Regions from separate parts of the Homo sapiens genome. Here region 2 is linked to region 1. Evidence: read pairs that join two places in POLR2A ChIA-PET (ENCODE). Cell type or tissue: PC-3. All regions are shown on one strand. Links, peaks and the distances in the headings refer to the core of each region. The heading gives the core; the rest is flanking DNA. Region 1 has its middle 74 kb from the start of CDH2-AS1. Region 2 has its middle 13 kb from the start of CDH2.

Region 1 (5,391 bases), core at 92-5,091:
GTTCTGGAGGTCAGAAATCTGAACTCAGGGTGATTGCAGGGCCATGCCCTCTCTGATGGCTCCAGGGGAGAATCTGTCCTTTGCCTCCTCCAGCTCCTGATGGCCGCTTGGCATTTCTTGACTTGTAGCTGCATAACTCATCTCTGCATTCATCTCTACATGGCTCCTCTCCTCTTGTGCCTGTGTTCATCTTTTCTGTGACATTTCCTATTCTTTTTTTTTTTTTTTTTTTTTGAGACGGAGTCTTGCTCTGTTGCCCAGGCTGGAGTGCAGTGGCACAATCTCGGCTTACTACAAGCTCCGCCTCCCAGGTTCATGCCTTTCTCCTGCCTCAGCCTCCCCAGTAGCTGGGACTACAGGCGCCTGCCCCCACACCTGGCTAATTTTTTGTATTTTTAGTATAGACAGGGTTTCACCATGTTAGCCAGGATGGTCTCGATCTCCTGACCTCGTGATCCACCCACCTCGGCCTCCCAAAGTGCTGGGATTACAGGCGTGAGCCACCATGCCCAGCCAACATTTTCTATTCTTATAAGGTCAATTCTCATTGGACTAAAGGCTCACCCTGTTAATCTAGAGTGATCTCCACAAAATCCCTAACTTAAGTATATCTGTAAAGACTCTTCCTGCATAAAGTTAGAACTTAGACTTATCTTCTTGGGGGCCACATTTGAACCCTTTACATGTACCTAAACCCTATTTATTCTTCAGATTTCAGCCCAATAAGTATTTCCTTAGAGCAGCCATTCCTTCTCTGAATAAGCTCATGCTTCTGAGGAAGTACATACTTCTTTGTGGTCTGCTGGCCACATCACACAGCAGCAAAGCAAAGCTTCTTCCTCCATAATCTCACATTGGTACACAGCGTCATGTACACACACATAAAAGAGAACACACACATTAATTCGCTGAAACACATGTGTACAAGCAGGTATGCCCAATCCCAACAGAATTTTGGGAAGTTTGATTCCCACACACCCCCTAACCCATACAACTCTAAGTCTAGCATGATTGCCTCACTGAGGGTCTAGGGTACATTTAGGGTAAACATCTCTGGTGCCATGTAGTGAGTGAGTGGGTTTGATTGTGTTGCAGCCAGGGCTGATGACCATCTGGACTATTAAAAAGTTAACTTGGATCCAAGGAAGTCCAAAAAGTGGTTCTTTTTGTAGAATAGTAGCCAAAATGTATTTTTACTTGAGTAAGTTGTACCCTTTTCTAACATAAACAAAGAAACAGTGTCTTAGTTCATTTCTGCTGCTATAATACGGCAGACTGGGCAATTTATAAAGAAGAGGAATTTATTCTCACAGTTCTGGAGGTTGGGAAGTCCAAAATCAAGATCCCACTATCTGCTCTGATCTTTCCTATTGTGTTCTCTCATAGTGGAAGGAGGAAAGGCAAGAGAGAGCAAACTCACTCCTATAGGCCCTTTTCAAAGTGGCATTAATTCATTCATGAGGGCAGAGCCCTCATGACCTAAACACTTCCCAAAAGGTCCCCGCCTCAACACTGTTACATTGGGTATTAACTTTTCAACACACAAACTTGGGGGTCACATTCAGACCACAGCATATGATATAAGCAAGCTATCAGTGGCACTACCCAAATATGCCCACTTCTGTCCATCACCACTGCTACAACATAGATGCAAGATGCCATGAGCCCTTGCCTAAAATATTGCATCAGCCACCTAATTGTCTCTCTGCTTGTCCTCTATGCTTGCCTCCTTACAATCAGTTCTTCTGTATATGACTTTCAGAATTATATTTTCTGTAACAAATCGTGTCACTTAAATCCCCTGTCATTCCCTTGCTTGAAACACTTCAATGACTTTCCACCAGACTTAGAATATTATCCAAGCTCCTCACTATAACCTATTAGCTTGTATATTATCAGGGTATCCCATCTCTTATCACTTCCCCCATCATTCACCCTGATCCCCACCACTTCAGTGATACTTCTACCTATTCCTTGAAGATATCAAGTCAACTCTCAGCTTAGAGTCTTTCCACAGACTGTTGCCTTTGTCTGGAATACTGCTTCCCTGGGACCTTGTATGCCTGGCTCCTTATTATGTAGATCTCAGCTAAAGATGCCTCTTATTTTATCTAAAATAAACCTCCTCAAATCTCTATCACATCGGTTTATTTTATTTCCTTTGTATCTATGATTACTATCTGAATTAATCTTATTATTATTTATTTCCTATACCCTCTCAGGAAAAGATAAGCTTCATGAGACAGAGTTGGCCCACAATAAATATTTAATGAATAAACGAATGTTTGGCTCCACCAACTCTGCTGTACACACATATCGCAGACTTAGACAAACAGTGTGTCAGTGTTTATGACTGAGCCATAAAGATGTTAATCTAGCTCTTCTTTCAAAGGTTTTTCTTTCTGTTTTTTCCTTCTTTACCCAGCAGTAACAGGCCTTCCTGACAACTCAAGTTGTTTGGCATCTTGGGCTCTTGTCTTTACTCCATTCTCCAGCAGCCTTGGAGTCATTTTATTTTCGTTGCTCTAAACTACATTTGCAAGGTCCAGAACAATGAGATAAACTCTCCCTTCTCCTGTGGCAGAAGCATAAAGGAATTTATAGTATCAGACCCTCTCTACTGGAAAAAGTCTTTTCGTAGTCTACTTTGAGCCCAAGTTACTTATCTGCAAACACTTTAATTTGCAACCAATGCACTAATTTAATGTCATGCCTATTTTCCAGTGCAGAAAAACTGTCTACTGATCTCTGTATACCCCAGTGTACCATAGAAATTAGCACGTAGTAGGTGTTCTGCAGTGTTTACTGAGAAAACAGAATACATTTATGTCTCAAAAAGTTATTAAACTCAGCAGAGACTTAAAAGAATATCAAGTCCCTTCCCATAGGGGAAAAATAACTCTTTTAGATGGAATGAGATTTACTGTGTCAAAATATATAAAAACCAGTTAGACAGAAAAAGCCCTCCACAAGATCAAAATCATCTCCCAAAAGATGTAATGAATGTTTCCATATTTGAGTCACTTCAAACTATACTGAGCACTCTAAAATATGTAATTATAAAGCCCTGTAAAAATAAAAATCTATGTTCCAAGGAAAAGACACTGAGCTCTCCTGATTTGAAACCAAGATGGACCAGCATTCACAGCATGTTAATCTCCTTAAGCCACAGTTTCCACATGTGAGAGAACTTAACCTGTGTCCCGAGGCAGTCAGGAAGCTAAAGCGCTCTTGTCTGCCATGCATGTGAAGACCTTTACATGAAAGGTGTTACAGAAGGCCAAGAAATTCATCTTGGCATTTGTTTCGACTGGAAAATTCCTTCAAATATTATAAGAAGAAATCCCATAAATGACTCATCGGGTTTCAGCCCTTCATAAATTTTAAAATCAAATGATCTTTTAGCTTTAAACTTGTAGATAAAGGTTACAGAAAATTCTGCAGTACTATATAAGGCCAACGGCTCTGGTAATGGCCAGTCTTAGACACATACACGTATTGCCTCTGATGGCTGTGAAAGGGGGATTACCTGTTTATTTTCTGCAATGATTTGCAGGGACAGGGACTAGGGTTTACCTTATGGCATAATAGTCACCAGCCAGCACGCAGTCTGATAGTCCCAAGCAGATGAACTTGATTCACTCTGTTATTTATATTCTCCAATTGAGAATGTTTGCATATAAAAGTTTCATTAATTATAAAAAGAGATAATGTAAAGGAAAAAGCCAGAATCACATCAAAAGGACTTCGGTATTGTGATTCTCTCCCTGCCACACCCCAGTCATATGATTTTGGCCAAGTTATAACATCCTCCAGTTTTCTCATCTGTTAAAAGAAAGAATATATTTCAGCTACCCATTTAACAGAATTGTTGTGAAGATTAAATCATGTAATGCATTTGAAAGCATTAGAAAAATATAATGTAAAATATTTAAATAAAACATTATAGGTATCATTAATACTGCTAACATTTAGATTGAATTGTAGAAAAATTTTAAGTCTTAGTATATTAGTCAGAAAAATTGTATCTGTTTTTGTTTCTTTTTTTCTTTTTTTTTAAATAGAGACAAGGTCTCACTGTGCTGCCTAGGCAGATCCCAAACTGCTGAGCTTAAGCAATTCTCCCACCTTGGCCTCACAAAGTGCTGGCATTTCAGGCATGAGCCCCCCAACCTGGCCATATTTTATCTAATTTCTCTCCTTCTTAAAGAAGGGGACATTTTAACTCTAATCACACCCAATATATCTTACTTTTTGTGTTGTTCAATAATTTACCTATATCTTATTTTTATCCTTAAGTTTGATATTATTATTTTTTTACTCAGTCAACATTGGTTTAGGTTAACCTAAAGTTTACTAAATAATTTAGGATCCCATTTTACATCTCAGACCTTCCCTCTGAAACCATTTGTCTTCTTCCTCATATATTTTGTGTAGAGCTATGGTTCTCCAACAGGAGCAGCATCAGAAGCCCTGGAGAGCTTGACGTAGCACAGCTTGCTGGGCCCGCCACAGTGTCTGGTGCAGGGTGGGCTTGAAGATATGCATTTCTTACGTATTCCTGAGAGGTGCTGCTGCTGCTGCTGGGGACCACACTTTGAGAATCACTAGAAGACTCTTGCCTAGGTTGTCCGTTTACTCTATTGATAGTTTCTTTTGCTGTGCAGCACCTCTTTAGTTTAATTAGATCCCGTTTGTCAATGTTTGCTTTTGTTGCAATTGCTTTTGGCATCTTTTTCATGAAATTTTTACCCATTCTTTTGTCCAGAATGGTATTGCCTAGGTTGTCTTCCAGGGTTTTTATAGTTTTGGGTTTTACCTTTATGTCTTTAATCCATCTTTGTGTTGGTCACAAACTCTCAGTCTTTGCTTGTCTGAAAAACGACTTAATTTGCCTTTCTTCCTGAAGGATAGTTTAGATAGACACATAAATCTAGGTTGATTTGTTTCTTAAGCTTCTCAACAGTACAAATGCTTGTGGAATAATATTTTCTTCTAAGACAGACAAAGAGGGAAAGAAAACAAACCCAGATTTTATTATATTATTATCAATATTAACATTCCACATTTATTTGTACTGTTGAGAAGCATAATATCAATGTAACTGTTCTCTTGGTGGGTAAACTTTTTTTCTCCTCTTTGATCAATTTTATCATCTTCCTTTTCTTGAAAACGCAATTGTCTGAGGTGAAAATCTCTCTCTCTCTCTCTCCACCCCCGCCCCCCACTTCTTTTCTTTCATTTTTCCCTCCTTGAGTGTGGTTTCCTTAATCCGCAGCTTCATGTCTTTCATTAGGTCCGAAAAATTCTTTGCCATTATCTCTTCAAATATAGCCTCAACCCTATTCTTTCTGTTCTTATACTCTCTTATTCAAAGAGAGATTTTCTGTC
Region 2 (5,391 bases), core at 270-5,269, 340 kb after region 1:
ATTGAAGAACTTACCTGAGAATAACAAAAAAGTACAAGACCAATACTGCCTATCTTTTTCTTTCACCCTTAGCCATATGGAGGACAAGCTGGCTTTAGCACAGCTATGGCACAGACTACAGAGTGCATGAGAAAAGAAACGATGGGGTCACCAACAGTGTGGAAGGGAAGGAGCACTATAGTGAGCTGGAGCTTGGACACATGAAGGATCCAATGAGATTCTTAAACTCTGTGTGTCCGGCAAACGCTAGCAGTGAAGAGATGTTAAGTTCATATATCTTCTCCTTGAAGAAAAGCAACATCCTAAGATCTCAATAAACAAAAAATCCTTCATTTGGTTCAGAAGATCCTAGAAAAGTTAATTCAAGATGCTGACTAAAATCTTAAAGATGTTCCCTGGTAGAACATGTTTTTGTTCGTTTATTTCTAAGAATCACAAAGTCAATCCAGTTCCTTGCACATTGCAAACCTCTAAGAGATCCCTTTGCACCCTCTAAGTTCTGCAGTTTGGATTACTGACAGCATCTCCTATAATCAATACAGCATAATTGGATTATTACCAAAGGCAAAATAATATATTTGCTGTTTTTTAGTTTTTAAAAGCTAATATTTTAAAAATACAAGTTTAATCATCTTTACCATCTAGGTAATAAAATACATATGTGCCCCCACATGTGTTTAAATAACCAATATCATAATTAATATTTTTTCCAGAAATAAAATTCTTAAATCTTTATAAAAAGTTTTGAACATACAAATACTTTGTATCCCTAGCTATTATTTTCTTAACTTCTGTTTTCATTTAGAAATATTTGCTTTTGACCACAATCTTCTTCACTAAACAGTTTTCATCTTTGTCCTCCTTTGATTTGAAACCCTTAGCTAATATAATTTCTTAGTTCTCTTTACTTGGTGCAGTTTTTAAAAGGTCTATTTATTTTGAGTCAGCTTACAATGTCTTAAAAATAAGCAAGGAAAGAAAAAATAGGGAGTAGAGGGGAGGAAGAAACAAAAAAAATTCAGTTATGAACTGTTGACTTTTTCTATGCTTTGTTTAAATGTCTAATCTTAAAGGGAGTATGGTGGAATCCTGCTCTTTGAACCAGCCATTAGGAGGTGCTCACAGTTTAGAACAAACTCTTCAGACCTTTAAGACTTGTCTAGTTTTTCTGTTCTGTAGAACTTTAATTTTAGAAATTTTCTTTCACTTGAACATACCACTTGTAAAAATTGTGTAGCCGACAGCTCTGGGAACCAAAGTCATCCAATTAGTCCAAAAAACAAATGTTTTATGGCATCTATCACCACAGAACACCAATAGGCCCTCAGACAACCACATCAGGTTAAAAGAAAAACATGTATTTGAGAAGGAAAGCCTTCTTGGCTATTTTGCTTTCAGAGAGAAATGGTTGATATTAACTGGTGTAAGGCAGTGGTCTTCAGGAAATGTTTCCAAGGGCTATATCTAATTTTGTAAAGTAAAGGGCATATTTGTATTCTGAAATATGCCTACAGGGTAGAGTGTACTTTCTTTTCTTTTATTTTTTTTTTGAGACGCAGTCTTGCTCTGTCACCGAGGCTGGAGTGCAGTGGCGCTATCTCGGCTCACTGCAACCTTCGCCTCCCAGGTTCAAGTGATTCTCCTGCCTCAGGCATCCTGAGTAGCTGAGATTACAGGCTCGTGTCACCACGCCCCACTCTCACAGCTGTTTATTATAGACACATTCACACCGTTACTTTTTCATTTTTGTTTTACCATTATTGCTTTTTATTTGCTATAACAGACCCAGACTGGCAACTTGACGAGCCTTTGGCACAAGTGTGGATATGTTTGGAGCAAAGAAGGCTGAAGGACAAGTATGCGCCATCTTTTGGTGGGTTTTCATTGGCCCCTAAAGCACTGTTTGGAGGAGAGTAAACAATGTTCGCCTACTTATTTATAATAGAAGTTATTGTTAAGGGGTTATAGGTGTTTGTACAGATAGTACAAGCATGAAATGCTATGCATGAATTACTTAACTGATTTAATGATGGCTTCCATAATCTTGTGTCATTTATCAAGTTCAGTGTGACAATCAAATATTGACATTAAATTTTAATTTAAAATTTTCCATATTAAAGGAAATCAATGCACAAAATTTCAAAATTATATGCCTGAGAAAACAGGAAGCCAACTTTATTTTATTTTATTTTATTTATTTTTTGAGACGGAGTCTTGCTCTGTCGCCCAGGCTGGAGTGCAGTGGTGCAATCTCGGCTTACTGCAACCTCTGCCACCCGGGTTCAAACGATTCTCCTGCCTCAGCCTCCCGAGTAGCTGGGACTACAGGCATGTGCCACTACGCTCGGCTAATGTTTTTGTATTTTCAGTAGAGACGGGGTTTCACCATGTTGATCAGATTGGTTGCAAACTCCTGACCTTAAATGATCCACCCACCTCGGCCTCCCAAAGTGCTGGGATTACAGCGTGAGCCGCTGCACCTGGCCTAACTTTAAAATAATTATTATTACTTGGAGTCAACTCCTAGCAAATGGGAACGCTTATCTTATTTCTTTTCATTTCTTTGGCACCCAACTCATAATGTCTTAAGTCCAAGCATTTGCTAGGACTTAAGAGAGGCATTAGGCGTGCACTGCATAATGTTGATGATGACACCTACTGGCAGGACAGGATTTTGCACCCTAGTTCCATAAGACACTGAAGCCCTTTGTTACCTATCTAAAATAAAGATATTTGAAATCTGTACTTTTATTTTATGAATTAAGTTAAATTTCACTAGAAAAGTCTTATTGGAATATGATTATCAGTTCATATAAGCTAAATTATGCTGTGCCAAAAAAACTCCCTAAAACTCTGACAAAGGTTTCATTCTTACACACACTACCTGTCAATCTCAGATTATTAATAATGAAAGATGTGAAATGAAGATTAAATGTCAATTCTGCCTCCAACCCCACCGTTAATTACTAGCAAAGAGTCCCAAGGAAAATCATTGAATATTTCTCCCCTTAGCCATTGATTTGTGATGTGGTCATGTACTAAGTCTCTATTTTGGAACATCTTTTTCTGTCATGGATCAGTCTTTCTGTGTTTGCATCACTTCCAAGCTATTTTAATTGTTACAGCTTCATGATGCATTTACTGTATGAGAAGACTTTCACTTACTTCCTCTTTTTCCTCTTACTGATATGGTTTTAAAAAAATTTTGTAATTCTCACCTGATTATTCTTCCAGGAAAAGTTTAGCATTATTTTGTTAAATTATCACAAATGACATTTGATTTTATTTAAATGGCATGAAACTACAAATTAATTCTATAATAATTAATAACATATTGAGTCTTCTCATCTAAGTATTTTCTATCTCTCCAACATATTTGTAATTTTATTCATCTTAAATGTGTTTTTATAAAAATTTATCCTTGGAATGTTATATTTTGTTATAACCCCTAAGAGTTTTTTACATAATTTTATTTTCACATTTGCTATAGTATCTGCATATGAGTATGCTACTGCTTTTGTATCTTCCTCTTGTAAAAAATAAAATAATTGTATGCATTTTCCATAGGATGACATTTTGCAATTTCTCTAAATGAGTTACTATTTTTCGTCTTGTATTTATATCTGTTAGTTCTGTATGTCTTACAACATTGGCTAAAACCTTCTAGTAAGAATGTTAGAGGCTGGGCATGGTGGCTTGAGCCTGTAATCCCAGCACTTTGGGAGGCTGAGGTGGGTGGATCACTTGAGGTCAGGAGATCGAGACCAGCCTGGCCAACATGGTGAAAACCCATTTCAACTAAAAATACAAAAATTAGCACGGTGCACACCTGCAATCCCAGCTACTTGGGAGAGTGAGGCAGAAGAATTGCTTGAACCCAGGAAGCAGAGGTTGCATTGAGCCGAGATTGTGCCACTGCTTGGGTGACAGAGTGAGAACTCATCTCAAAAAAAACAACAGAAAAAGAACGTTAAATGCTATTTAGAAAAAGCAATAGCTTTTTCTAGACTTAATGGTAGGGTCTCATGGGTTTTATCATTAGGAATTTTTAAAATCATATTGATTTTAAGTAATTGTGAATAAATATTTTAATTATCAATAATAAATGTTTTAATTATTAATAACTTGATTATTAATAATAATTTAATCATGTTGATTCTGTACCCACTGGTATTTCCCAAAATTGTGACTGTTGAATTTTATCTGATGGCTTTATTTCAAAAATTATGATCATGTTTTCTTAAGTAACCTAATAATTTAAGGTATTATAATAATAAACTATATAATATTGATTCTTTCTGCATTCCTGAAATAAATCCTACTTGATGAATATAAATGTTTAAAATCACAAAGGAAATCTTACAAATAGAGCTTAGCACTATATAAAAAAATCGTTTGGAAATGAGTTGGCATTTTTAAAAAATTGATATCCTTGGAAGAATTTGTCATTTCATCTATTTCTAAAAGCATTGTTAATTGTATTTATCACATATTTTTATTTCATATTTGCTAATAATGTTATTAGACATTTGCTTTTATTCTATTTTTTTAAATACTTGGTAATTTAAACAATTTACTATTAACTAATTTTGTTATCTAATTCTTCTTTTAATCCATGTTGGTCTTACTTTCTTTTTCTAAAATTTAGTATGTTTGCATTCTTTAAAACATATAGAAAAATATTTGTACTTATGAATTAACTTTTATGCAGCAATTTTGCTTTGATGGTTTTGTTTATTTTTATCTCTTCCTTAGTCCAATAGTCACTTTAACAGGTTTGTTTTCATTCTCAGGTGGTAAAGTCTTGTTTCCAGTGACAGAAAACTTTATATTTTACATTCAATTGTTGTCAGTTAATGTGGTGTATGATTTCAGTTTATTTGGATTACTGACTGTTTTGGGTCTGATACCAATTTTCATTCATGCTTCTTGCATATTTTACATGAAGGAAGTTACTGGTTATGTCAAGAACTATGACAGGTTGAGATTTTACCCTACTTAAAAAGTTACCTTTCATGGTTGTATGGAAGATGAACAATACATTGTCAGAGACAATGTATTTTATTATTCACAGTAATAGCAGTAGCTAGAGTATCATCATTTTTGTGTCAGTTCCCCATACCCCAATTCACACAGGATGGGTGAAGAGGGCGAGATGACACCAACACACAGAATGGATGCATTACAAGAGAGGAATCCTAAACTTAGGGCATCTGATTCTTTTATAAAAGGCAGTAGGCATGCCTCCCTTTTTTCCTGGAAGGAGATATCTTCATTGTGCTGGGCTGCAAGCATGTCTGACCTTTGCTTTGGAGGGAGACACTCTCTCCATCTTCCTGGACTATAAGCAAACCAGCTCTTTCCTTCAGAGGGACACATTATCTCTTTACT

The links. ChIA-PET counts read pairs that join two places held together with the same protein. Peaks named below come from ENCODE experiments on the same cell type or tissue, not always from the same donor. Only the 100,000 strongest peaks of a DNase experiment are listed, where the experiment ranks them.
Region 2: POLR2A ChIA-PET joins it to region 1 with 5 read pairs; 2 of 35 experiments call an interaction of 5 or more read pairs at or near these places.

What each region holds. Positions count from the first base shown.
Region 1 is chr18:27,845,291-27,850,681 of GRCh38, forward strand. No RefSeq gene overlaps it. Among named protein-coding and RNA genes, the nearest start is that of CDH2-AS1, 74 kb to the right of the region's middle. In PC-3, for the core only: no CTCF peak of the experiment used is centred there; a DNase peak (open chromatin) is centred at 2,341; H3K27ac peaks cover 1,203 bases.
Region 2 is chr18:28,186,947-28,192,337 of GRCh38, forward strand. No RefSeq gene overlaps it. Among named protein-coding and RNA genes, the nearest start is that of CDH2, 13 kb to the left of the region's middle. In PC-3, for the core only: CTCF peaks have their summits at 1,085 and 2,656 (motif pointing left); a DNase peak (open chromatin) is centred at 2,625.